3 separate regions of the Homo sapiens genome follow, and all the other regions are linked to region 2. A link is a loop called in an ENCODE intact Hi-C map of the cell type or tissue named here. Cell type or tissue: endothelial cell of umbilical vein. All regions are shown on one strand. Each heading gives the region's core, and the rest is flanking DNA. Links, peaks and the distances in the headings are about the cores only.

What was found. Hi-C counts contacts between places; a loop is a spot of excess contacts. Peaks named below come from ENCODE experiments on the same cell type or tissue, not always from the same donor. Only the 100,000 strongest peaks of a DNase experiment are listed, where the experiment ranks them.
Region 1: it touches region 2 in a loop (3-fold over the local background); 2 of 110 quality-filtered maps call a loop at or near these places.
Region 3: a loop joins it to region 2, with 3.0 times the contacts of the local background. A loop is called at or near these places in 13 of 110 quality-filtered maps.

Annotation. Positions count from the first base shown.
Region 1 is chr6:18,039,373-18,047,771 of GRCh38, reverse strand. No RefSeq gene overlaps it. Among named protein-coding and RNA genes, the nearest start is that of KIF13A, 56 kb to the right of the region's middle. In endothelial cell of umbilical vein, for the core only: no CTCF peak of the experiment used is centred there; a DNase peak (open chromatin) is centred at 4,351.
Region 2 is chr6:17,925,696-17,934,094 of GRCh38, reverse strand. The region is part of intron 2 of KIF13A (kinesin family member 13A); the gene reads left to right. Among named protein-coding and RNA genes, the nearest start is that of KIF13A, 58 kb to the left of the region's middle. In endothelial cell of umbilical vein, for the core only: no CTCF peak of the experiment used is centred there; DNase peaks (open chromatin) are centred at 1,444, 3,574 and 5,224; H3K27ac peaks cover 5,118 bases.
Region 3 is chr6:17,860,930-17,869,328 of GRCh38, reverse strand. All of the region lies in intron 4 of KIF13A (kinesin family member 13A), which reads left to right. Among named protein-coding and RNA genes, the nearest start is that of KIF13A, 120 kb to the left of the region's middle. In endothelial cell of umbilical vein, for the core only: no CTCF peak of the experiment used is centred there; DNase peaks (open chromatin) are centred at 1,178, 3,408 and 4,958; H3K27ac peaks cover 5,020 bases.

The DNA.
Region 1 (8,399 bases), core at 349-8,348, 110 kb before region 2:
AAAATATTACCAGGAAAAGAGACTGGGAACAAGCTTGTCTACTCTGCCAAGGGTTTCATTTAAGCATGAACAAACAAGTTCATGGGCACAAATCAAGGGCTTCAAAGTCTACAGGAAGGAGAGGTAGCTTCCTTGTTGAAAGAGAACCATTCATGAAATATATGATATATAAAGAGAGACAAGGGAGGCAGAGTCACTTGGCTAGATCTCAAGATCTGACTAAGCCCACTTCAAATGATGTAGTTCCACTGCTTACAGACAGAAAAGCTCAGCATTCAGCAATTGTCCCAGTGCCCAAGTCAGCCCTGAGCCTAGGGACGCAAGGGTTTGAAGGAGGAACAATGGGAAAGGAGGCTGGAGGGTTTTATCCTTGGTACCTTCACACTTCTTCGTTATTCAGGCTGCCTTTCTTCCATCATGATGGCACTACCTCGTCTGTCTCCCCAAAATATTCATTCCCCAGTTTTACACATCTAGCTCTCAGCTCATGGTCAGCCACCGAAGCCTCGACGCTCATGTTCACAACACCAACATTTTTCAGCACATGCAAAGGCACACTCTTTCTAAAGAGTATTAAATTTTGACAAAGCATGCCTTAGAACAAAGAAGCTTCTAAGGTAATAACCTAGGAGACAGGCAGTGTAATTTTCAGGCAAAGGATTCGACCTGTACCACTCACACCATGTCACCTAAAGAGATGCCAGTACACCCTTTTTATAACATGTATCAATGATTTTCCTTTCACTCCTTTTACTAGGGATGAGGGACATGATCAATAGTAACGTCCTTAAAAGAGAAAAGCAATTTGGGGAACACAGGTAAAGTGCCAAAAGGCTATATGCCTCTATAACAGAAAGCACTGAAATACAGTTCATTGGGCACCATATATCTCTTTGAAAGGACTGTCAAACACAATTATTCAGAGCATAACATTTGGCACTTTTAAAATGTTAAGAGAAATTTCTCCGTCGGGTGCAGTGGCACACACCTGTAATCCCATGACTTTGGGAGGCAAAGGCGGGTGGATCACCTGAGGTCAGGAGTTGGAGACCAGCCTGGCCAACATGGCGAAACCCTGTCTCCACTAAAAATACAAAAATTAGCCGGGCGTGGTGGTGGGTACCTGTAATCCCACCTCCTTGGGAGGCTGAGGCAAAAGAATACCTTGAACCTGGGAGGTGGAGGTTGCAGTGAGCCAAGATCATGCCACCAATGCACTCCACCCTGGGCCACAGAGCAAAACTCTGTCTCAAAAAAAAAAAAAAAGAAATTTCTCACAGAAAGGAGAAACTTGTGATAGAATCACTTAAAAGCCAACTTAGAATAACTTCCTGGTTTTCACCTTTTTTTGGTATTTCATTTTTCACAGCTAAATTCTTATAAATTTGGGGCAAAAATATTAGAATCCAGTTTGCTTTTCTGTTCTGTGACTTTATTTTCACCCACCTCCCAAATGACTTTGAAGTGGGACTTCTGAATGTCAATCCTAGACAAAAGCTAATGTTGTAAAGGAAAAAGTAAATCTTTATTTTTAGCTAGAGAAAGAATTCCAAAAATTTTTCACCATTAGTGAGGAAGAACATTGAGATACTTGCCATCCATACACATAGAAGCCCAAACCTGTAATGGTGCATTTAATCCTAGGCAGTTCCTTTCTAGAAAGATAGCTCAAAAATATAGGAAAATTCAAAGAGGAGTGAAAATCTAGTAAGATTCAGAGATAGTGTTAAAGAGAAATATTAAAAGATATTTTAGATACCAGATACTTATTTTTAGTTAGTTAATTAGTTGGTTGTTATAATGGCATTGGGGTTACATTTTTAAATGCTTGTAAATTCTGAGATATATGTAGATGTATATAGGAGTTAAATTATATAATACTAGGAATTTGCTTTAAAACACTTCATTAAGAAAGGGAAGGAAGGGAGGGGGGAAGGGAGGGAGGGAGGGAGGAAGGAAGGAAGGAAGGAAGGAAGGAAAAAAGGAAGGGAAGAAGGGAGGGAGGGAGGGAAGGAGGGAGTGAGGGAGGGAGACAGAAGTAAAGCAAATGTGGCAAAATAGTGAATTTGAATCTAGGTGATGATGTATTCATTTCCTGAGGCTGCTGTAACAAATTACCTCAAATTGGGGGGCTTACAACAACAGAAACTTATTGTCTCACAGTTCTGGAAGCCAGAGGTCTGAAATCAAAACAGGGTCTTGCTCCCTCTGAAGGCTCTAAGGGAGAATCCTTCCTGCCTCTTCCAGCTTCTGGTGGCCTCAAGGGTTCTTGGCCATGGGCTCGGGCTCATAACTCCAATCCATTTCTCGTGATCACATGGCCTTCTCTTCTGTGTCTGTGTCTTCTCTGCTTCTGTCTCTTATAAGAATGCTTATCATTGAATTTAGAGCCCACTAGATAATTCAGGATGATCTCATTGTCAGATCTTTAATTATATCTGCAAAGACCTTCATTCCAAATAAAGTCACATTCATAAATTTTCAGCATCAGGACATGGGCATAACATTTTCAACCCACTACTGGACGTATGATATTATTATACTATTCTATTTTCTCTCTTTTTTAAGTAGTATTGAGTACTTTTTAAGATTTTATACTAAAAAAGTTTTTTACATTTTCGCTAAGCATTGAATTAGCAGAATTCAAAGAATTTTGTATTGTATTTTGCTAAGCATTGAATATGGCAGAATTCAAAGCAGAGAACTTTATAGCTGAGGCAGAAAGTACTGGGAATGTTCAGGGAACAGAGACATGTGAACTGATAAGGAATAATAGGGAGAAGCAACTTCCTTCCTTGTTGTCAACCAAACAGACACAGATACTGTACATAAAATAGTGCAAAGGAAGCATAGAATTCTTTCCAGGCTAACCTGATTCCATTTCCACTAGCATTCCCATCAACCTTTGCCTTTCTCTTTTCTAAAGGAACTGACGATGCTGGAGAGGAGGGATACGAGAGCCTCAGGCCTTTTTGTAAAACAACATTTTAGCTTCCAAATTAGGTCATGTCTATCCTGGGCCACACTGATTCAGGCTGCTTGTCCTCACATTAATGGTAATGTGATTGTTCCTATGTCAGGGCTGGCAGGGCTAAAAGCATGTCAGGTATGTTATCCACATATCTTCCACTTTGCTTTTTAGCACCTTCATCACCTCTAGGAAGATAACTTTCCCAGATACTAAAGTCAAGAAGCCACTCGAGCGCACTTCCTTAATTCACTTCCAAAAACGAAACGTTTTTTACTCTAGGCCCAGGACACACTCACAGCACAGAGAGCATGCAATGGGCCACGTGGTGCATGTAAGGGAGAAGGACCTTTCAATGGGAGGAACGAGGAGAAGGATGAGACTTCTTTTTTGCTTATGTTCTCTCTTCCATGTGGCTGGAAAAGTAGGAATGGCCTGGGGGATAAAAGTAAGGCTAGGGTATAGATGCTAATGTGAAAAGGGACGGCCTGGAGTTGCGCAAGTCACAACCTACACAGCTATATGTGGTGGCCCAGCTGGCCCCCACCTTATCACAGTAAGGAATACCAGATGAGGATTTAAGGTCATAGCAATATTAAAGAATGTTCATTTTGGCTGGGAGCGGTGGCTCCCACCTGTAGTCCCAACACTTGGGGAGGCCGAGGCAGGCAGATCACTTGAGGTCAGGAGTTCGAGACCAGCCTGGCGAACATGGTGAAAACCCCCTCTCTACTAAAAATAAAAAAAATTAGCCAGGCGCGGTGACAGACACCTGTAGTCCCAGCTACTCGGGAGGCTGAGGCAGAAGAATAGCTTGAACCTGGGAGGCAGAGGTTGCAGTGAGCCTAGACCACGCCATTGCACTCCAGCCTGGGCAACAGAGCAAGACTCCGTCTCAAAAAAAAAAAAAAAAAAGAAGAAGAAGAATGCTCATTTAATTTCTTGCCATGCTAGCTACCCCTCAGAAAAGTGTCAGTTTCCTCAGGCTAACCAACTAACATTGCCAGGCGTGGTGGCTCATGCTTATAATCCCAGAACTTTGAGAGGCCGAGTCAGGTGGATCATCTGAGGTCAGGAGTTCGAGACCAGCCTGACCAACAAGGCGAAACCCCGTCTCTACTAAAAATACAAAAAATTAGCTGGGTGTGGTGGCAGGCTCCTGTAGTCCCAGCTACTCAGGAGGCTGAGACAGGAGAATTGCTTGAACCCAGGAGACGGAGGTTGCAGTGAGCCAAGATCGAGTCATTACACTCCAGCCTGGGTGACATAGTAAGATTCCATCTCAAAAAAAAAAAAAAAGAAAGAAAGAAACTAACACTGAAGCAAATAGAAGCTTTTTGGCCATTTCCAGTGTGAGATTCCCACAGCATGACTCACCCTGCCACGGAGCTCTGGAGGGGAGCACTGGTAAAGCAGCTAAAGCCTTGACTGCTGCAGTCAGCATGGCCTCCAGGAACAACAGTGCTCTGCTGAGCAGGCTCCATGGGCCCTGCCCACTGACATCCACTTGTCAAAGTGGTGGGGTTAGGCAGCATGTTTTCCACCAGCCTCTTATGGATGTGGGACCGGATGGAGCCTCTGACCTAGGCAGGTATGAGCTGACTGTGACTTCTAGCCTGAACATGGCCAGACAGCTTCTTTCTGCCAGCAGCTTGAATGGAAAAGTAACAAGAAAAGGGGTCACTTAGCAGGAGAAAGAACAGAAAACAAAAGGATGCAGACACTGATGTCCAAGTGTTACAGGATCTCTGGGGTGTCAATTTTTCTGGTGGGAAACCTCTGCGGCCGAAGCACCTTTGCCCGAGTTCTCACCCTGCATCTAGGAAGAATGAGGTACACAGACAAGCGCAGGGTGGAGAAGAAGAGTTTTATTTAGTGTTAGAACAGCTCAGAGGAGTGGGTGGCTCAGGGCAGCGGAGGGGGTCCTTCCTGGGGCTGCTGAGGGTGCAGGCTGCAGAGACACCTGGCTCCCGCATCTAGGAGGGTGGCTGCAGCCACACCCTCACCCAGAAAGGCAGATCCTGCCTGCTGCCAGCCCTCCCCCAAGAGCACAGGGAGGCTCAGATGAATCCACAGCTACAGTTTGGGTTCCTGTAGCCCCACCCAGGAGAGTGGGGTTCCTGCCTGCTCTGTAGAGCAGGAGGCCTGGGTCTGCAGCTGCATTGGGCGGCTATAGCAGCACCCGGGGAGCTCCTGTCCCAACTCAGAAGGGGTGGGGCTCTCACCAGCTCCATGGAGTGTGCTGCCATCACAACTAGGTTTGTGTCCAGGATGGCCAAGCCAAGGAAAAGAAGGAGCAGAAACTATGAATATGCAGAAGAAACTCCCCTTGGGGAGAGGAGAGGATATAAGAAGAGAAGCAGGGGACCTAGCGTGTCCTAAGAGACCACAGGGAAAATGACAAAGGAAGAGAAGTGCTCTCTTTGTTGCAGGACTGGAGAGGCAGAGGTGGAGTGTCATTCAAAAAGCCATGTTAAATATCCTAACACAAACTTCTACTGGAAAATTTTAAAGTAATACAAAGTGCCAAATGTGAAGTTTCATGAATCTTGGCTGGCAGCAAACCACTGAGGATGATATGACCCTGGAAATCTATGTCAGAATCTCAGCTGGGTGAGGATGGAGCATGTGTGAAGTTGAAGTGCAGTTTTATCTAAGAGGGCAAAGGTTTAAAAAGATTGAGAAACTGGCCAGGCACGGTGGCTCACGCCTGTAATCTCAACACTTTGGGAGGCTGAGGCAGGTGGATCACCTGAGGTCAGGAGTTCAAGACCAGCCTGGCCAACATGGTGAAACTCCATCGCTACTAAAAATACAAAAAATTAGCCAGACGTGGTGGCACGTGCCTGTAATCCCAGCTACTTGGGAGGCTGAGGCAGGAATCACTTGAACCAGGAAGCGGAGGTTGCAGTGAGCTGAGATTGCGCCATTGCACTCCAGCCTGGGCAACAAGAGCGAAACTCCATCTCAAAAAAAAAAAAAAAAAAAAAAAAAAAAGATTGAGAAACTCTTCCCTTATACTTTCCTCACTTTTTCAATTCTCTGAATTCTCACTCTAATTTCCCTCTTGAAGATGCCCTTCTTTGATACCTGGGGAGCAGAGTAGAGCCTCTATAAGAGCTCTTTCTTCTATTTTAATGACATTGGTTTGCCTAAGAATGAAATATTAGTCCAAAAGTGAATGTGGACATTAATAATAGAGGCCAGTTATACCAAGCCAAGAAAAGCACTTAAAAAAAAAAACCAGCATTCAGAGGGAACAAATAATTTTAGCTGTCAAATCCAAAAATTGTGTATCTAACCCACTGAACTGTGGAATTTATTTTCTTACATAGCAAAAGATTCCTCAACTTAGTCAACAATCAGGCTACAAATTTCCGCATATCCATCTTTTTTTTTAAAGCAAAAAGTGTACATCAGTGTATTTAAAAAAATTTTTTTTATCTTCTGTAAATGTTATATTCTTAAATGTAAATTCTTAATGTAATGCACATCTTCAGGCCTATTAGAGAGAACACAAGGAACAAATTGCTCAGTGAAAAGCACATGAACTTCCATATTAGAAAGGAGTCCCAACTCTGACATCCCCCTCCTTTCTAGCTGTTTGATTTGGGAAGAAATTGGTTTAACGGTTTAACAACTGTCTTTTGGGTTTTTTTTTTGGTGGGAGGGACAGAGTCTAGCTCTGTAGCCCAGGCTGGAGGGCAGTGGTGCGATCTCAGCTCACTGTAACCTCTGCCTCCCAGGTTCAAACAATTCTTCTCCTCAGCCTGCTGAGTAGCTGGGACTACAGGTATACGCCACCACACCTGGCTAAGTTTTGTTGTTGTTGTTGTTGTGTTTTTGGGTTTTTTTTTTTTTTTTTTTGAGACAGAGTCTCACTCTGTCGCCCAGGCTGGAGTGCAGTGGTGCGATCTTGGCTCACTGCAAGCTCAGCCTCTTGGGTTCATGCCATTCTCCTACCTCAGCTTCTCAATAGCTGGGACTACAGGCGCCTGCCACCACGCCTGGCTAATTTTTTTGTATTTTTTTAGTAGAGATGGGGTTTCACTGTGTTAGCCAAGATGGTCTTGATCTCCTGACCTCATGATCTGCCTGCCTCGGCCTCCCAAAGTGCTGGGATTACAGGTGTGAGCCACTGCGCCCAGCCCATTTTTTGTATTTTAGTAGAAATGGAGTTTCACCATGTTGCCCAGGCTGGTGTCGAACTCCTGAGCTCAGGCAATCCACCCGCCTTAGCCTCCCAAAGTGCTAGGATTACAGGCATGAGCCACCGCACCTGGCTAACAAGTTTTTAATCTTCGATTTCTTGATCTATTGAATGTTTAGAGTATGACTTATTCATAGGGCTTTGGAGAAACAAAAATGAACTTTTTCAAAGGGTGAATATCACTCTCCATTTAGTTGTCCAAGTTAGAAACTTATGAATCATTCCTAATACCTCCTAGTCTCTCACTCTCCACGTGTAATCCAAAAGTAATCCAGTAGGTTCACCCTTCAAAATATATCTCAATTATTCCCCCTTGTCTCCATCACCACCACTGTTATTAGTCTTAGACGTCATGGTTTTTCACATTCACTGCTGCTCCCATCTCCAGACTGGTGTCTCCACTTGCTTTTCCCTCGGTCCCCAGTCTACCCCATATAGCAGCTCGTTTTTTAAAAGCATAAATCATACCATTCTTCTGCTTAATTCTGATGATGTCCCACTATAGATAGATAGATAATTTTTTTTTTCTTTGAGACAGAGTCTCACTCTCTCCCTCAGGCTGGAGTGCAGTGGTGTGATCTCAGCTCACTGCAACCTCTGCCTCTCAGGTTCAAGCGATTCTCATGCCTCAGCCTCCCAAATAGCTGGGATTACAGGCGCGTGCCACTACACCTGGCTAATTTGTGTATTTTCAGTAGAGATGGGGTTTCACCATGTTGGCCAGGCTGGTCTCAAACTCCTGACCTCAGGTGATCTGCCTGCCTCGGCCTCCCACCACTATAATTTTTAAATGACATCTTCACTGAGATATAATTCACATACCATAAAACTCGCCCTCTTACAGTATACAAATTAAAATACACAATGTGGTTTTAGTGTTTTCACAATGTTCAATCATAACCACTATCTAATTCCAGAACACTTTCATCACCCCAGAAAGAAACCCAATACTCATAAGTAGTTACTACTATTCCCACCCCTTCCAGCCCCTAACAAACACTAATCGATTTTCTCTCTCTATGGATTTGTCTGTTCTGGACATTTCATATAAATGGAATATTATAATACATGACTTTTGAGGTCTGGCTTCTTTCACTTAACATAATGCTTTCAAGATTGATCTGTGTGTCAGCATGTATTAGTACTTCATTTATTTTAATTGCCAAGTAATATTCCATTGTGTGGATATACCATATTTTGTTTATTCACTCATGAACATTT
Region 2 (8,399 bases), core at 148-8,147:
CGCATTCTTCAAAAAAAAATAAAAGTTGACCCTAACGACACAATTTAGATTGAATTGAGTTATAAAAGGCAGCTTTCTTTATCTGTGAGAGAAAATATAACTTGAAATCCTATGTTTCCATAGTTACATTGCATTGTAATAAGATAAAAGCAGGACTAAGGGATATGTTTGAAAGGCGCTCCAGGAGCTGGCTGAGATAAATGTGATTATTAAGCCACTGTGCCAGGCTTTGGTGGGGAGCTAGGCAGGCAGGTCGAACTAGTTGAAATTTCCCATTAGAAGAAAGGCATTTCTAATGCTTTGTGTTGAAGGTAAAAGTGAACCACAGAAACACACTATTGCTTCTGCATTGGAAGTTTATATTTCACTCATACTTAGAATCAGAACTTGTTAAAGTAGTTGCTTTTGGAACTGTACATAATATTTTTCCCGTGTCAGGAAATCAATAAACTTAAAAAAAAATCTAAATTGTTGGTTTGATCATTCTGATTTCTACTCCTTCTTATGTCCCATTTAGTTAATTATTTTCTTTATTCAAAGAATACTGGAAGGCCAAAACATTGTGGCCCACACCTATAATCCCAGCACTTTGGGAGGCCAAGGCAGAAGGATCACTTGAGTCCAGGAGTTTGAGACCAGCCTGGGCAACATAGTGAGACCTTGTCTCTACAAAAAAAAAAAAAAAAAAAATGAGCTGGGTGTGGTGGTGCGTGCCAGCTACTTGGGAGGCTGAGGCAGGAGTATCACTTGAGCTCAGGAGGTTGAGGCTACAGGGAGCTCAGGAGGTTTCTAACAAAGAAAGATGCAGTTGGTATGCACTCTTTCTTGGTTAAGAGGAGAGATTGCCAACCAGTACATCTTTTATAGGTGCTGTAAAATCATGTTATACCTGCACTTTCTTGGGTTTCCTTTGTTCCCATCACTTGACAACTCTTAAATTCATGTTCTCCAGCCATTCTTTTCATTATTAATAGAAGAGAAACTGGGCCCAGGAAGGTTCAAGGATATGGCCGAGGTCACAGAGCCTTTCTCTTCTTTTAAAGAAACAATGATACACTTTAGATATTCTTATCTTACTGTGAATTAATTTTTTTTTCTAATTAAGCTTTTTGGGTGACCTTGAGCAAATGAAAAGCTTGACTTTTTCCTCTGCTTTACCGTATTGTGATTTCCTTGGGGTTGGCAGAGATTTGGAAAGGGATGTATTCCAGAACTGGAAAAATAATTTGGCCAAATTAAGCAAAATCTCCATGGGATGTTGGTGCCACTTACCCCAGTTTTTTTTTTTTTTCTTTCCATTCTCACAGACTTCCTCCTCGCTTCAACCCTCTCTCTGCTATCTGAGTCAAGGCCTCTGGCCTGCATACAAGCTGTAGGAGCTTGCATAGCGTTTCTGGAATCTGTACAGTAGTGCTGTGCTGTGGTGGGGTGGGGAGAAGGCAAATACAAGGGTGTTGAGGTGACAGTTCCGGTGTGTCAGATTGGTGGGTCAGAGAACTGTTTGCTCAGTGCCAGAATGTTGGAAAACAAAAGCAAGTTTCTAAGTAACCCCAAAATAGATTCACAGGCAGGATCAAGAAGCTAATGCAGATGTTCCTTATTTTTTAGAAAGAAGATCTAAAAGCCTTATGCAACTATGCAGAATTTCTAAAATGGATTTCATAAGGTCGCAACGTTACTAAATGACTTGTTTATTCAGCCAGCAATGCTTTAGTCTGGCTGACTCTTGGTGTTTAATTGCATTAGTTCTATGAAGCATTTTGTGATGTTGTTCACCGATGTACAAGGCATTCGGGCATACAATACAGTATTTATGCAATATTTAGGTGATTTTCAAAATATAAGCCTGGTGCCAAATATGGATGTAAAATTTTAAACAGTATGTCTACCATAACCCCATTTGGGAGGGGAAAAGTTATGTGTGTGTATCTGTGTGTGTGTCTAGCATGTGTCGGTGGTTCTCAAACTTTGACATACATCGGAGTCACCTGGAGGGCTTATTAAAACACAGATTGCTGTGTCTTCCCCTAGAGTTTCTTATTCAGTAGGTCTGCAGTGGGGCTCAAGCATTTGCTTTTCCAGTGAGTTTCCAGGTGATGCTGATGCTGTTAGTCTGGGGACCACAGTTTGGGAACCATTGTGGGGAACAGAAGCATAGAAACAAATCTAGAAGGAAAATTTACCATTATTGTTTAACAATAGTTATCTTATGTCTGGATAATGGGATTACTGGGGCTCTTTATTTTTCTTTTATACTTTCTGCATTTTTTTCCCATTATCATTAGAAGAAATCGCATTTAAAAGTTTTTCTGAGGCTCTAATACCTACGCTGTCATGAACACACAGTTGTTACTGTCTTCTATTGTCCAGTCTTACAATGTTGTCATTTATGACCACAGAGCTTCATGGAACCAGGTGAGGTGGTGCATGCCTGAAGTCCCACTTACCAGGGAGGCTGAAGTAGGAAGATCACTTGAGTCCAGGAGTTTGAGACCAGCCTAGGCAACATAGCAGGATCCTATTTCTAAGAAAAAGTTTAAAAATAAATAAGAACAAAGCATCAAGAATGCAATATTTTGTGTCCCTGGTTTTTATTTTGCCTTCCCAACATGTGAGTTTTTAGGGTACCTTTATCACTTCTTATTTTACTACATGGTGCTAAACACATGGTAAGTGTTCAATAGGTACTCAATAGCCCCATTAGTTAGAATTGATTCTTTTATGCCACATCACTTCTCTTAAGACTCCATGGAATACTATTTCATGAGTGCAAATTGTGTTTGATATCCATTTGAAAGAGGAAGATCTCATCAAAATCTGAAAGAACAGTAAAGAATTTGTATAAGGTAGCAAAATAAGACAAAGCTAAAGTGATAATCCAGCTCTCGTGACCTTAGAATAAACTGGTCAACCAAGAACAAAACTCTAGCACTAGAAATAGCACTTTATTATGTGAAAGCTCTCACAGTTTGGCCTTTAACATTTTAGGAATAATAAGTGTGTAACATCACACATAAAAAACAAAGCCTTAAGAATGTGGTGTTTTCCCATGAAAGAACAGCAAGGATATTATGCATATATGTGTGTTTCATTGATATTTTAGGAAGGCCCTTTGTTAATCAAAAATGAACCTGCCGGATGTTGATTAGTGGAGAAAACACTTAGAATACAGAGAACAATTTTTAAGCCTGAGTCTACCAAATTCTAGGCAAGTTCCTTAACCCCTTGTGTAAACCGTATTCTGTAAATGGGAACATTGGTCTGTAAACAGTTTGGATTTTCACAATGATCAAGTGAACTCATGCTTGAGAAAGCCTGTTAGAAGCGTGTTAAAATCCTCTGAACTCCAGGGTAGTGGTAGTGAGATCACCACTGTCCCTTTTCTTTTCCCAGCCCTGTGGTCTATTGTGGAAACTTACTTAACTCCCTGGATTTTCTGTCCCAGGGAAGGTTATGGCAAAGTGTGGCAAATCCAGGTTCTTCTAGTCTACCTTCCATCCTGCCCAGCTAATTTGGCAGTACCACTCAGCCTTTGTATGAACTCTGAGGTCAGGCAACTTTAGCAAATGCAAGATAGCTTCTGAATGCTGTTTTTCCTGATAACGTAAGTTCCTTTCCTATTACCCTGTTTCCAGGAAATTAAAATAATTACTGTCTCTGTGGAAATGCATGAATCCGTTATTTTAAAAAATGATTTATCACCTGAGGAATTTGTTACTTCTTGTTCAGTGCCTGTATTAGGAAGCTAAGGAATTAGGCATTTGTGAGCTCTCCCTTATACATTCTCATGGTGCTTCACAATGCCCGCTAAGCTGGTACTTCTTTCATCTCCTTCCTAAGTAAATACTCCCAAATGGTTTAATGTATATTGATGAAAGTTTCAAAATAAATTGTGCTTCTTTTTTTTCCAGGAAAGGGGTAATGTTGTTCTCCTTTCTAGTTTCCGTAGCACTTGGCCAAGTTTTGTCACCTGTTAAGTCCTTTTATCCTTCAGAGAGCAAAAGGATAATACACTTCACAAATGATATCTTTTTAAGCATTGCAGGCAGACTGTAGCCCCATTTTTAGTCCTGTTTGTTTGACTTAAGGTTCAGTGAGTCTTGTGTAACAGTTGCCCTTCTTGTCAGCTGTCTTTCAACTGTGCCGTTGACTGTTGTCTGGTTGTGGGATTAGTGCCATCATGAAGACTGGCTAATGTGTTTGCATGTAGTGCCTCATTCCTGCTACAGGAGGAGGTCAGAAAGGTAAAACCAGGCCAGGTGTGGTGGCTCACGCCTATAACCCCAACACTTTGGGAGGCTGAGGCAGGAGAATCACTTGAGGTCGGGTTTGAGATCAGCCTGGGCAACATAGTGAGACCCTGTCTTCCCTCCCACCAAAAATAGTTGAGAGTGCGGCCGGGCGCGGTGGCTCACGCCTGTAATCCCAGCACTTTGGGAGGCCAAGGCGGGCAGATCATGAGGTCAGGAGGTCGAGACCATGCTGGCTAACACGGTGAAACCCCGTCTCTACTAAAAATACAAAAAATTAGCCGGGCATGGTGGCGGGCGCCTGTAGTCCCAGCTACTTGGGAGGCTGAGGCAGGAGAATGCCGTGAACCCGGGAGGCAGAGCTTGCAGTGAGCCAAGATCGTGCCACTGCACTCCAGCCTGGCCAACAGAGCGAGACTCTGTCTCAAAAAAAAAAAAAATAGTCGAGAGTGCTGCACACACCTCTAGTCCTAGCTGTTTGGGAGACTGAAGCTAGAGCATTGTTTGAGCCCAGAAATTCAAAGCTGCAATGAGCTATGATGGCGCCACTGCATTCTAGCCTTGCCTTGGTGACAGAGTGAGACCCTGCCCTCCCCATGCGCCCCCCACCTTGTCTCTCTCTCTCTGTCTCTCTCACACACACACATAGGTAAAGCCAGGTGATAAGAATTTCGTTTTTAGCCTAAAATATGCTTTACAAAGCAGGTAGTGATTTAACAAATTGTGAGAATCCTGTACCTTTTTCTCAAAGAGCTCCTTTGTTTTTTTTTTTTTTTTTTTTTTTTGAGAAATTCTTTTCTTTTGAGTTATTGCTGTGGCATGAGCTCATTCTGGAATGCTCACATGATCAAATTGTTTGTAATCTTGTGTTTAGCTTTTAGGTTATTTATAGTGTCTATGATCTTACATTAAATTCTTTCCATTATATAATGGAAATATACATTTCCATTATGTACCAGTCTTTCTTTCTAAGTTCAGGTTTAAATGATTCATGTGACCAAAGGTATTCTGAAGTTGAAGTTTAGGACTTTATGTGACCTCTATTATGTGTTTTCTGTGAACATCTTTTTAACCATCATAATTTTTTGCATGGTTATATTCTGATGACATTTAACACATGTGACCTTACTTGAAGCAGGGAAATACAGTTTCTTACTTTGTGGTGTTCTAATGGTAAACTATCTTGGACAGCATGATACAGAGCAGCAAAGAGAAGGTATTTATAGTGAGGCATTTGACTGCTTTGTAGTCTCCTTGTAGCATAATAGATACAGCAGAATAAAGTGAACTCCGGATTTCCTTTTCCCTCAATCCCTTTGCAGCACTTTGGTCCATGAAGTAGAACCCATTGTGGCTCCTCTGCCCTTTGGTGGTGGCCTCTGATGTGGCTAGCACCTGGTATTCCCAGGTTCTGTAGCTGTCTGGATCCACTGACACCACCACCTTAGGGCTCTGAGAGTGTCTAGATTCTCTCATGTTACTGATTCCAACTGGTGTGGAAAGGTTTCCTTGAACTTCATCTGAGACAGGTTTGGAGTACTTTGAACATTTTAGAAAATAAACCCCAAAAATATGTTCACACAAAACACCTACGCTATAGAGAAGCATGCACATGAGGGGTAGTCATTTTGGTTCATGAAACTGTACTGTGCAAAGTCTGATGAAGATGGGATGAGTTGGCCCAGGTGACTAGCTTCACAGACTTCAGTTTATTTTTCCATACTTAAACCAGCCTGGGAAGTAGATACCTAAATTTCTGCAGGAGGTCTTCAGCTTTCATATATTGCATTTTCTCGCAGCCTGTGTGATTTTGCACAGTATACAGGACAGAAAGATTCTAGACTGCCTTTCTCTTGCTGAAGCCTGTCTTTCACATATCAGCTGGCTGATGACTGTGAGTGGTCAGGGTGTTGTTGCTGTCTGCTGGTGCCAGCCTCTGGAGTGTAGGGGGTGCTGCTCTGGTGCTGCACGGGCTCACGCCAAGAGGCCTGCCAGGTGGAAGTTGCTTGTTTATTCCAAGAGTCTTCTTGCCTGGACCAGCCTCCCATATCCTCACCATCCCATTGCCTCTGAGAGAAATCTCACTCTTTTTCTCTGTCTCAGTACCTAGCAATTATGGAGGTGGGAAATTAATTGTACTCTGATTCATATTTTTATTGTGGCAAAATATACTTAAAATTGATCATTTTAGCCGTTTAAAAGTGTACAATTCAGTGGTATCAAATACATTCACAGTGTTATGCAGCCATCACCACTATTCATTTTCAGAACTTCTTCATCATCCCAAACAGAAAGTCTATACCCATTAAATAACTCCTTATTTTCTGTCCCCCACCCCCAACCAAGCCCCTGGGAACTGCTCTTCTACTTTCTGTCTCTATGAATTTAACTACTCTGGGTACCTCATGTAAGTAGAATCATACAGTGTTTATCCTTTTGTGTCTGTCTTATTTCACTTAGCATAATGTTCATCCATGTTGTAGCATGTATCAGACTTCCCTTCCTATTTATGGCTGAATAATATTCCATTGTAGTATATACCCCATTTTGTTTATTAATTTGTCCACTGATGGACACTTGGGTTGTTTCCACCTTTTGACTGTTGTCAGTAATCCTGCTATGAATACTGGTATGCAAATATCTGTTCAAGTTCCTGCATTCACTTTTTATCTGTTTAAGTTCCTGCATTCACTTTTTTTTTTTTTTGAGACAGAGTCTTGCTCTGTTGCCCAGTCTGGAGGGCATGGTGTGATCTCAGCTCACTGCAACCCCTGTCTCCTGGGTTCAAGCAATTCTTGCATCTCAGCCCCCTGAGTAGCGGGGACTGCAGTCACATGCACCACCACACCTGGCTAATTTTTGTATTTTTAGTAGAGATGAGGTTTCACCATGTTGGCGCAGCTGGTCTCGAACTCCTGATCTGAAGTGATCTGCCTGCCTCGACCTCCCAAAGTGCCGAGATTACAGGTATGAGCCACCGCGCCCAGTCCCTGCTTTCTCTTCTTTTGGGTATATTCCCAGAAGTGGAATTGTTGGATTCTGATTACATTTTAAGGAACTACTTTCAGATAGTAGCTACAAGTTGTTTATCATCTGAATATATCCTAATATACTTAAACATTCTCCACTTATTACACTCTGAGATTATAAGTAATTTTTACGTCAAAGAAAATTTCAGTCTCCTTCTTATTAGTCCGATGCTTTTCCAGTGAGTATATAATTGGGGATGCCTTCTAGCCGAGAAGCAGCTGGTGAAACTTTGTTCTAAATATCAGAAAAACCTCCTACATGTGTTTTAAAGAAACGTACCAGGGGCCAGGCATGGTGGCTCACACCTGTAATACCAGCACTTTGGGAGGCCGAGGCAGGCAGATCACTTGAGGCTGGAGTTCAAGACCAGCCTGGCCAACATGGCAAAACACCATCTCTACTAAAAATACAAAAATTAGCCGGGTGTGGTGGTGCGTGCCTGTTATCCCAGCTACTCGGGAGACTGAGGCACGAGAATCACTTGAACCCAGGAGACAGAAGGTTGCAGTGAGCCAAGATTGTGCCACTGCATTCCAGTCTGGGTGACAGAGTGAGACTCTGCCTCAAAAAAATAAAGAAATGCACCAGGAGACAGATAAATTTAGGAATTCGTGGAAGTTTACAAGAACTGAATGTTGGTCACTCTATATATTAATACAAGATAAGCAATGCATTTCTTTTCAGAATTAGTAGGACCGTGGACATGATGACTACTTTAATTATATGTCTGGTTCTGACATCTTCATTATAAGATGAGCATTTTACATAAGAGCATCATAGATACAGCTGCCTCTTCTGGTGCTGTGGGCACAGCAGATTCTCTTTAAGAGTTGGGTTAGGGGCAGGTTAGTAGTAACTGACATATTTAGTAATTGTAGCTATTTATACTGCTAACTAAATTTTCCTTCTGATTTGCTGCTCTCCTAGCCAAGTATCCTCTTCATTAATAACTAATTTCCAGAGCTAACTGACATTTTAGTGTCCTTACTCCTGAAAAACCCTTCCAACAGATAACACTGTTTGCCTTCGTCATTACTCTGGTAGCCCCCCAATTCTCACAGAATAACTGCTGCTAATTAGACATGTTCTTTATTAAGTGTTGAGGTGATAAACTTTGTT
Region 3 (8,399 bases), core at 110-8,109, 65 kb after region 2:
GAGTCAGCACTTTGGAAAGAAAATGCAATGTACTGAGATTTATGACAACTGGTTTTGCCACAAACTGCTAGACCTTGGGCAGGATAATTTCTGTGGGTCTCTGTTCTTCATCTGTGAAAGGAGGAGATACAGCCTGGAATGATCTCAGATCCCCTCCAGCTCTCTGATAAAACATGAATCAGCCATTTTATGTTGGCCACACAGCTGTTCCAGTGGACTTTTCAGAGGCAAATTAAAGGCTTATTTGTTAAGCCATTCACATTGCATTGAATCATGCTTTGAGGTATTTTACATTTTATTTATTTGTGTTTTTTTTTTTTTTTTTTTTTTTTTTTTTTTGAGAGGGAGTCTCCCTCTGTCGCCCAGAGTGCAGTGGCACGATCTCGGCTCACTGCAACCTCCGCCTCCTTGGGTTCAAGCGATTCTCCTGCCTCAGCCTCCTGAGTAGCTGGGATTACAGACATATGCCACCACACCTGGCTAATTTTTGTATTTTTTAGTAGAGACAGGGTTTCACCATGTTGGCCAGGCTGGCCTTGAACTCCTGACCTCAAGTGATCAGCATCCCAAAGTGCTGAGATTACAGGCATGAGCGACTGTGCCCAGCCAGGAATTATTTTACATTTGAAATATATTATCTCTTCCTCCTATTAGCTTTTGGCTAGGTAGTTGTAATAATGTTTGTCTGGCAGATAATTCTGAAGCAAAAATTTTTTTTTTGCTTCAAAAAGAATTTTGAAGCAAAAACCCTGTGTAAGGGCTAATGAAAAAAAAAAACAGAAATAACCTGCAGAATTAGATACCTGGAGCATGGCATTTCTACATAAACTCATATGTTCTCCCGAACTTCATATATACATGCAGATGTACACAGATCCACATTTAAGATTATAAGTTAGTATATTATAGTCAATACTGATAAACTTGAAAGCAGTCTTTGTAAATGTTTAAGTCACTGCTGATTGCAATTAAAGCATTCTTGACAATGAATCAATACATTTTTTAACATTTCTAAAATGTGCCATGTTAGTAGATAACAGTGACTTCCAGTAACTTTGGTTTTTATTTTCTTCCCAGCTCTACAGAAATCTTCATATCAAAAATAAAAAAAAAGCAGTCTGGTAGTGGCATATCTGGGGTCAGTGTGGATGTGAACATTCCCTGGCCTGAGAGATTCTAAACTGTTGACTCAGAAATTATATAACAGTTCTTGCCATATGGCATGTTGCTCAAATGTGCTGAAGCCATGTGTCTTCGAGCATTGTTAATGCCCTGCAACTCAGGAGAAAGGTTGTACATCTGCCTCTTATTCTGCTAGCATTGCTTTATACTGTGAGGGGACAGAAGAGCACCTCCAATCTGTGGACTAATGCAGTGGGAAGAGCAGCCATGTTTGATTCTGTTCCCATCATGGGGGATTTTATGTGCTCAGAGCTAGAAATGATTTCTGCTTCATATTGCTTAACTAAATATTAACTTAACTAACCAGAATCGTAATGAGACAAAACATTTGTGCAGCAAAATTTACATTCTAAAAGCCAACAGTAGCCAAAATAGAACCAATTTCTTAGCTGAGTTCTACAATATTAATTTGTTCTAGCATATTGTATTGGTTCATTATTTTACTATTCAGGTGGTCTGTTTGAATGAAGTCTTTTTTCTAGTAGTTAAAAGCACAGGCTCTGGAGTCACACTTCTTGTGCTCAAATTCTGCCTCTGCCACTTCCCAACTGTGTGGCTGTAGGCAATAATAACAGCACCTCCTTATTATAAATCTTGTGGGTTGAAATGAGATTATGTATATGAAGCACTCAGCAAGTGCCTTGCACAGAGGAAACACTCAATAATTGTTAGCTATTGGGTTTAAACCATAAAAGTTTTCCCTATAGTTATGAGCAATGCTAGTAGTTGCTACTTGAACAGTTTGTTAAAGTAGGGATTCATTATAAATGATGCATGCCATTTTAAAAAACATTTATGAAAAAATATGCCAAATCCTCCCAGATTTTTGTTTTTCTTTTATGGTCTTTTATAAATTATCTCACTCATACTCAATTTGTCATTTCTTTTGGTGACTCACCTTTATCAAGTTGTTCCTAAGCATTCTATTTAGAGTTTTCTTAGAATCAGCAGCCCTCTTTTTTGCATTTGTTAATTAAATTATGTAATTACAGAGAAGTACAACTGACATAGAACAGTTTAGGAGCAAATACAACTGACCCTTTGTACAAGCATAACTCAGCTGGTGAGAGTCCAGAGAGTAGCCTCCCAGCTGGGGTGATTTAGCATGCAGGGGGCATTTCATAGATGGAAGAGAGAATGTTGGGTAATCCAGAGAATTGGATAAGAAGGTCAGTTAAGAAAAATTTTTCTTGTAAAGGATGTTAAAAAATAAATGAGCTTTGCTAATCGTGTTAAATTTTTTTAAGTGTATATATATGTGTGTGTGTAAATATATATATATATATATATATATATATATATATATATATATATATATGCGCTGCTTTTTTGTTCTCCCCTTTACTCACCTATTTTTTATCCTATCAAATCCCATTTTCTTCAATACCTCCCTTTCTTTGTCCACATTTGTTCCTTAGGGTGTTTGTTGGACCCAGAAACATCATTTAACTTGTGTTTAGAGGGGTGAATAACAATAGCAATAGATAGTACAACCCTGAGCATTGAATCCCAAGCACTGTGCCGATCCCTCTACATGCACTAGGTGATAAGATTGTCAAAGCACCCAGTCAGGTAGAAACTATTACTGCCCCCATTTTACAGATAAGAAAACTGAGGTTTAGCGAAGCCCTGCTCCCTATGAGAGCACTGAAAGCATTGGTAAATGTGGATGTTAGTTAATGACATGTATGCTGGTGAAAATTTTATGGATTCTACTCCAGCCTATGGTGCTCCTCTCCTCTCTCATCCTGAAGAGTCATTCAATATGACTCCTAAGGAAGTCATATTGAAGTGCTCTGGCTTAGAACCTAGCCAGGAATACTACTAAAGTTACCCTCACTCCTGTCAGAAGTTCTCTAGGATCCTTATATTTGGTTTGGGCTTTGTTTTAACCTCGCCTCAAATACTATAAATATTGTGCAGCCCACAATCCAGAAGAGATGTTGAGTTGGGTCTGCTTCTTTGTCAGAGAGAGGGGGTGTAAAACACCATCAAATAAGATAGAAATGAAGGTTTACTTTGTCAGCAGTTATTTTATGGGAAACACCCTCCTGTATGACTCCAACACACATTCTCTGTAAGACATTCTTCACAGGTGAGTGGCTTTATATTCTTTCTTCATTCTCGAGACCAGTGCCCAGGGCAGTGGTTGCATGACCTCCTCCTTGGTGAATCAGCCACTGTGTCCAGCAACAAAAAAAGACCATGCTCATGGCCAGCCCCAGTGCTGTTGCTGTGGTGGAAACATCCATCTGGATGAGTCAGCCGTGCCATGCTGCAAGCCAGACTTCCAGACTAACACTGATAGCTTTTGAATGCTACAGTGGAAAATGTGTCCGTGGTCTATTACCCTCATGGCCTGGTTTCTTGGGATCTTCTTACCAGGCACCTCAATGGTAGACTTTTCTGTAGTTGATTAAAACTTAAATCTAGCAATACCAAGTCAAGCCTTACAGCTTCAGTTTCTTTATCTGAACTCTGTAGTTTTTGGTCATTTAACTTAAACCAGGTTTGAAATCACTACATATGAGAATTTTTGAAAGCTGCACTTCCATACACCAAAGATTTTTGAGAAAGGAATTTATTTAAACCTCATCCAAGCTGGGCATTCTTCACCCCTTCAGGTATGTGAGAAGAACCTGTCTGGTCTTGCGCTGTCCAGGTGCTCTGATTTGGAGCTGGGCCACCTGCCAAGTCCAGACTCATCAAAATCGCTGTGCCTGTCAGCCCTGTTTAGAAGTGAAAAAACACCCTCACAAATGAGTAGGCCCAGGAATTCCAAGTCATAAATAGTGAGCCCAGCCTTTATTTTTTTTTTTTCCTCTCTCTCTCTACTCTGATTCCAAAGAGAAGAGATAGGGAAAGGAAGGAAAACTGGGGGCTCAGTTTAAACTGATGAAATTATTGATCGTGTTCAAATATTGGATGCTTTTCTATGTAGTTACTTTAGAAAAACAAGAAATACTCTGTGCATATGCCAGGTCTGATCTGTGCATCACCATGCTTAGTGTTTTATTCAGCCATGGGCCATAGGTGTCTGCCTTGTTTAATGCAGATTTTAAACAAGATAGGGCGTATATCCTCCCATTTCATTCTCTCACTTTCTAGAACACAGCCCACTGTGACTCTTTTATCCTGTGCCTCTTCAGTCATCAGATGTTGGGTGTAGGAATGATAGCTGCATTTTTCCTTCCATCCCTGGTTTCTTTCTTGCTATAGAAAGAGATTTGCCTTGGTTACCCATCTCCCAGTACACACACATGGTGGCTTTGAGCCTATTGCTGCTGTTCTAAGTAGGGACAGATTATGCACAAGTGTGGACACCCAAGGGTGTTAGCTTTTCAAAGATCTCTGTCAGGCTGGGTACAATGACTATAATTCCAGCACTTTGTGAGGCCAAGGTGGGAGGCTCACTTGAGGCTAGGAGCTCAAGATCAGCTCAGACAACATAGCAAGATCTTATCTCTACTAAAAAATAAAAATAAAAAATTAGCCATAAGTGGTGGCACACACCTGTAGTCCTAGCTACTCAGGAGGCTGAAACAGGAGGATTCCTTGAACCTCGAGGAGTTAGAGGCTGTAGTGAGCTATAATCACACCACTGCACTCTAGCCTGGTGGAAGAGCAAGACCCTATCTCTTTCAAAAAAGAAAAAGATTCATATCGTATGTGACTCAGGGTTGGGTGACTCAGGTCTGTGACTTTGCTTGTAGAAATTCCATACAGGAGCTCTCTCTGTTGTTCTGACATTGTGTTATGGGTTACTTTGGGCATGCCTGTGTTTTAAGACTTGTTCACATGATTATAGAAGGTCTAATCATAAACCCCAGAGGAAATTGGCATTGTGGTCATGGTTATTAACAAGTGAGGTCAGGCTTGCCCTGTGAATTTGCTGCACCAGGCATGTGGAGCTAACATCTGCAGAGTGGCCACCGCCTTTTTGGCATCGGTTCTGCTGAAAAGTCACAGGCCTCTTGGATTTGACAATGTTATGGCTCTGCTCGGATTGTCTGGGATAGAAACAAATACTCATAGATCCTCCTGCTTCCCACGGGACTTAACGAACCTTCGTTTATGGGCTGGTATGCTTTCCCCTAGACAAATAGCACCTCATTCTATTTGAGTGTAAACTAGTCGGAAAACGTTTAGGGTGGAGATATTGCGTCTTTTATGGGATCCACCCATGCACTGTTTGAATTCCCTGATTCCCACCACTCAGCGTAAACAGCTCCTTTTTTCATGAACTGAGGTTCAAAAAGCAGTTGGCAAGTCGTCTTTTCCTATGCTGAGAAAAGGGACTGTTGTGTTTAAAAAATAGAAGTGAACAAAGCAAAAACAAAACAAAACAAAAAAAACAAAAATCCTTCGGTCTTTTGGATAAACTAGGGTCTCTTCAAGAGACCATATGAGGGTTCTTGATATTTCATATTTTCTATTGCAGAATGAAGTGTAGCCATCATCTGTGTTTCACTGACAGCTGATTGCAAGAGAGGACAGAGACTGTATCAACAGTCATAGTGCCTTTTTAGGCTTTGGTTGACAATTTGGCCTTTTTTATCGTTCTTTTTCCTATACCAGTGGTGCCCTGAAGGTCACCAAACCGAAGAATTGGTTAAGTATAACTCCGGCCACGAGTTCACACAGCTGAAAAGGCACCAGAAGGGCAGAATAAGGGGAACTCTAGAACCTGTCCCACTCACAGTTTTGCTGATATAGTTTTTTATATTGGGTTTTTTTTTTCCCTGTACCCTTCTCAGTGTTAAAAAAAAAAAAAGAAAGTATTTTTCTTATAATAGACAATATGGATTAGCATACCCTGGCCCCAGTAATGATACTGTTCCTTCATCTCATCATGTCCATGCACACACAAACACACACCCCACCCTTTCTGTCCTCCACCCCCTTAAATGTGAGAGTCACCACCATCATATTTGGTCGGTAATATTTTTTAAATGGGACCTCTGTGGGAGCTAGAAAAATAGCGATAATTGGTTCCTTTCAGAAATCTTTCTAAGAACAAGTATCTTTTCTTTTTAATGTTTTGTTTTAAGAGATGGGGTCTTGCTCTGTCGTTCAGGCTGGAGTGCAGTGGCACGATCGTGGCTCACTCTAGCCTCAACCTCCTAGGCTCAAACAATCCTCCACCACCATGCCTGGCTAATTTTGTTTTTTTGTTTGTTTGTTTGTTTGTTTGTTTTTGAGACGCAGTCTCGCTCTGTCGCCTGAGCTGGAGTGCAGTGGCGCGATTTCGGCTCACTGCGACATCCACCTCCCGGGTTCACGCCATTCTCCTGCCTCAGCCTCCCGAGTAGCTGGGACTACAGGCACCCGCCACCATGCCCAGCTAATTTTTTATATTTTTAGTAGAGATGGGATTTCACCATGTTAGCCAGGTTGGTCTCAATCTCCTGACCTCGTGATTCACCCACCTTGGCCTCCCAAAGTGCTGGGATTACAGGTATGAACCACCATGCCCGGCTCATACCTGGCTAATTTTTTATTTTTTGTAGAGATAGGGGTCTCACTATTTTGCCTGGGCTGGTCTTGAGCTCCTGCCCTCAAGAGATCCTCCCACCTCAGCCTCCCAAACTGTTGGGATTGCAGGCATGAGCCACCACACCTGACCTTTTTCCTTTTATCTTTGAAATTGGATTATGCCACAAAATTGTTGCAAAAATGAAGGAGCCATCTGAAGGAAAAATAACTAGATAATTTTTCTTTGCAGTAAAATGAATTATAGTTGATTAAAGACTTAAGAGATGATAATAATAGATAATAACTAAAATATATTCTAGATTTATACTGGCCACGCACTATGGTAAGTACTTTACCTATATTGGTTTATTAAACCATCCCAGTAGCCCACTTAGGTAGCAACTATTAGTCTTATTTTACCGATAAACTGGGAACCTTCCCAGTGTCACATAGCTGGTAAGAAGTAAAACTCAGGTTTGAAAGTCAAATTGTAAAAACAGTGGTGGTGCACATCTATAATCCCAGTTGTTTGGGAGGCTGATGCAGGAGGATTACCTGAGCCCAGTCATTTGAAGCTGCCATAAGCTGTGATCCCGCCACCACACTCCAGCCTGGACACAAAGCGAGATCCTGTCTCCAAAATAACTAAAATAAATAATAACAAAAATAAAACTAGAAGAAAATATGGGTGAGTTCTATATAATTTGGGGGTGAAAAAGGATTTGTGAGGCATAGCACATATCATAGGCAGAAATCATGAAGGAAAAGAGAAAAGATTTGAATATGAAAGACCAGGAGCTTTCGTATGACCAAGAATAAGGTAAGACCGATAGGCAGATGACAGACTGGGAAAAAATATTTATAACATATAAGATAGACCAGTGGTTAATATCCTCAATATGTAATGAGGATTTTAAAATTAATGAGAAGAAAAGCAATGGCTAGCGCAAGGACTTAAATAGTCAACTTACTAAAGTGTTAATACAAATGAACAATAAATAGAAGAAAAATTATCCAAACAAGAGGCTTTTCTTTCCTACTGACTCAGTCAGAACTAAGAAGAATGATCACAGGGATTGTTGTTGAGAGTGTTGTAAGTAGAGACCAATGCATTTTTAGAGAACTTGGAGATTTGATTTTTTGAAGTTTTGCCTAGTAAAGTCAATAGGAAACTGCACAGAGGTAAACATGTAAGAATAAACATTGCAGAAAAATAAAAGGAAATAATCTAAATATCCATAGTAGGGAACTGATTGCATCCATTATTCATACAATGGAAAGCTGAGCTCCTGTTAAAAATGCTAATGTTGATGTATATTTGTAGAGATGGGAAAATGTTCATTATTTCTTGTCTTAAAACAGAATGCATTGTCTTTGAGACACAAAGCCATAGTAATAAAATGTATTCCAGTCTCTCTAGACTCCAATCTTGTGTAAATTTGTAAAAATACATGGAGAATGAAAAATTTTTTCAGAAACGTAGTATAATCATTTTCAATTTTTTATGTTGTTTTTCTCAGATTTTTTCTTTTCCAATTATGAATAAAACTTTACTAAATATGATAAATTTGAATTCTATTTTATCTGCCAAAAATAACTGTAACTAAAAGAAGTTGACTATATTTGAAATCACATGTATATATTTAGTGGAAATCAGAGAGACTAGTTTTTATTTTTTTGTCACATATATTTTGTTGTAATGTCCAGGAGGATACGGTGGGTATTAGTAAAAAAGTGATTTG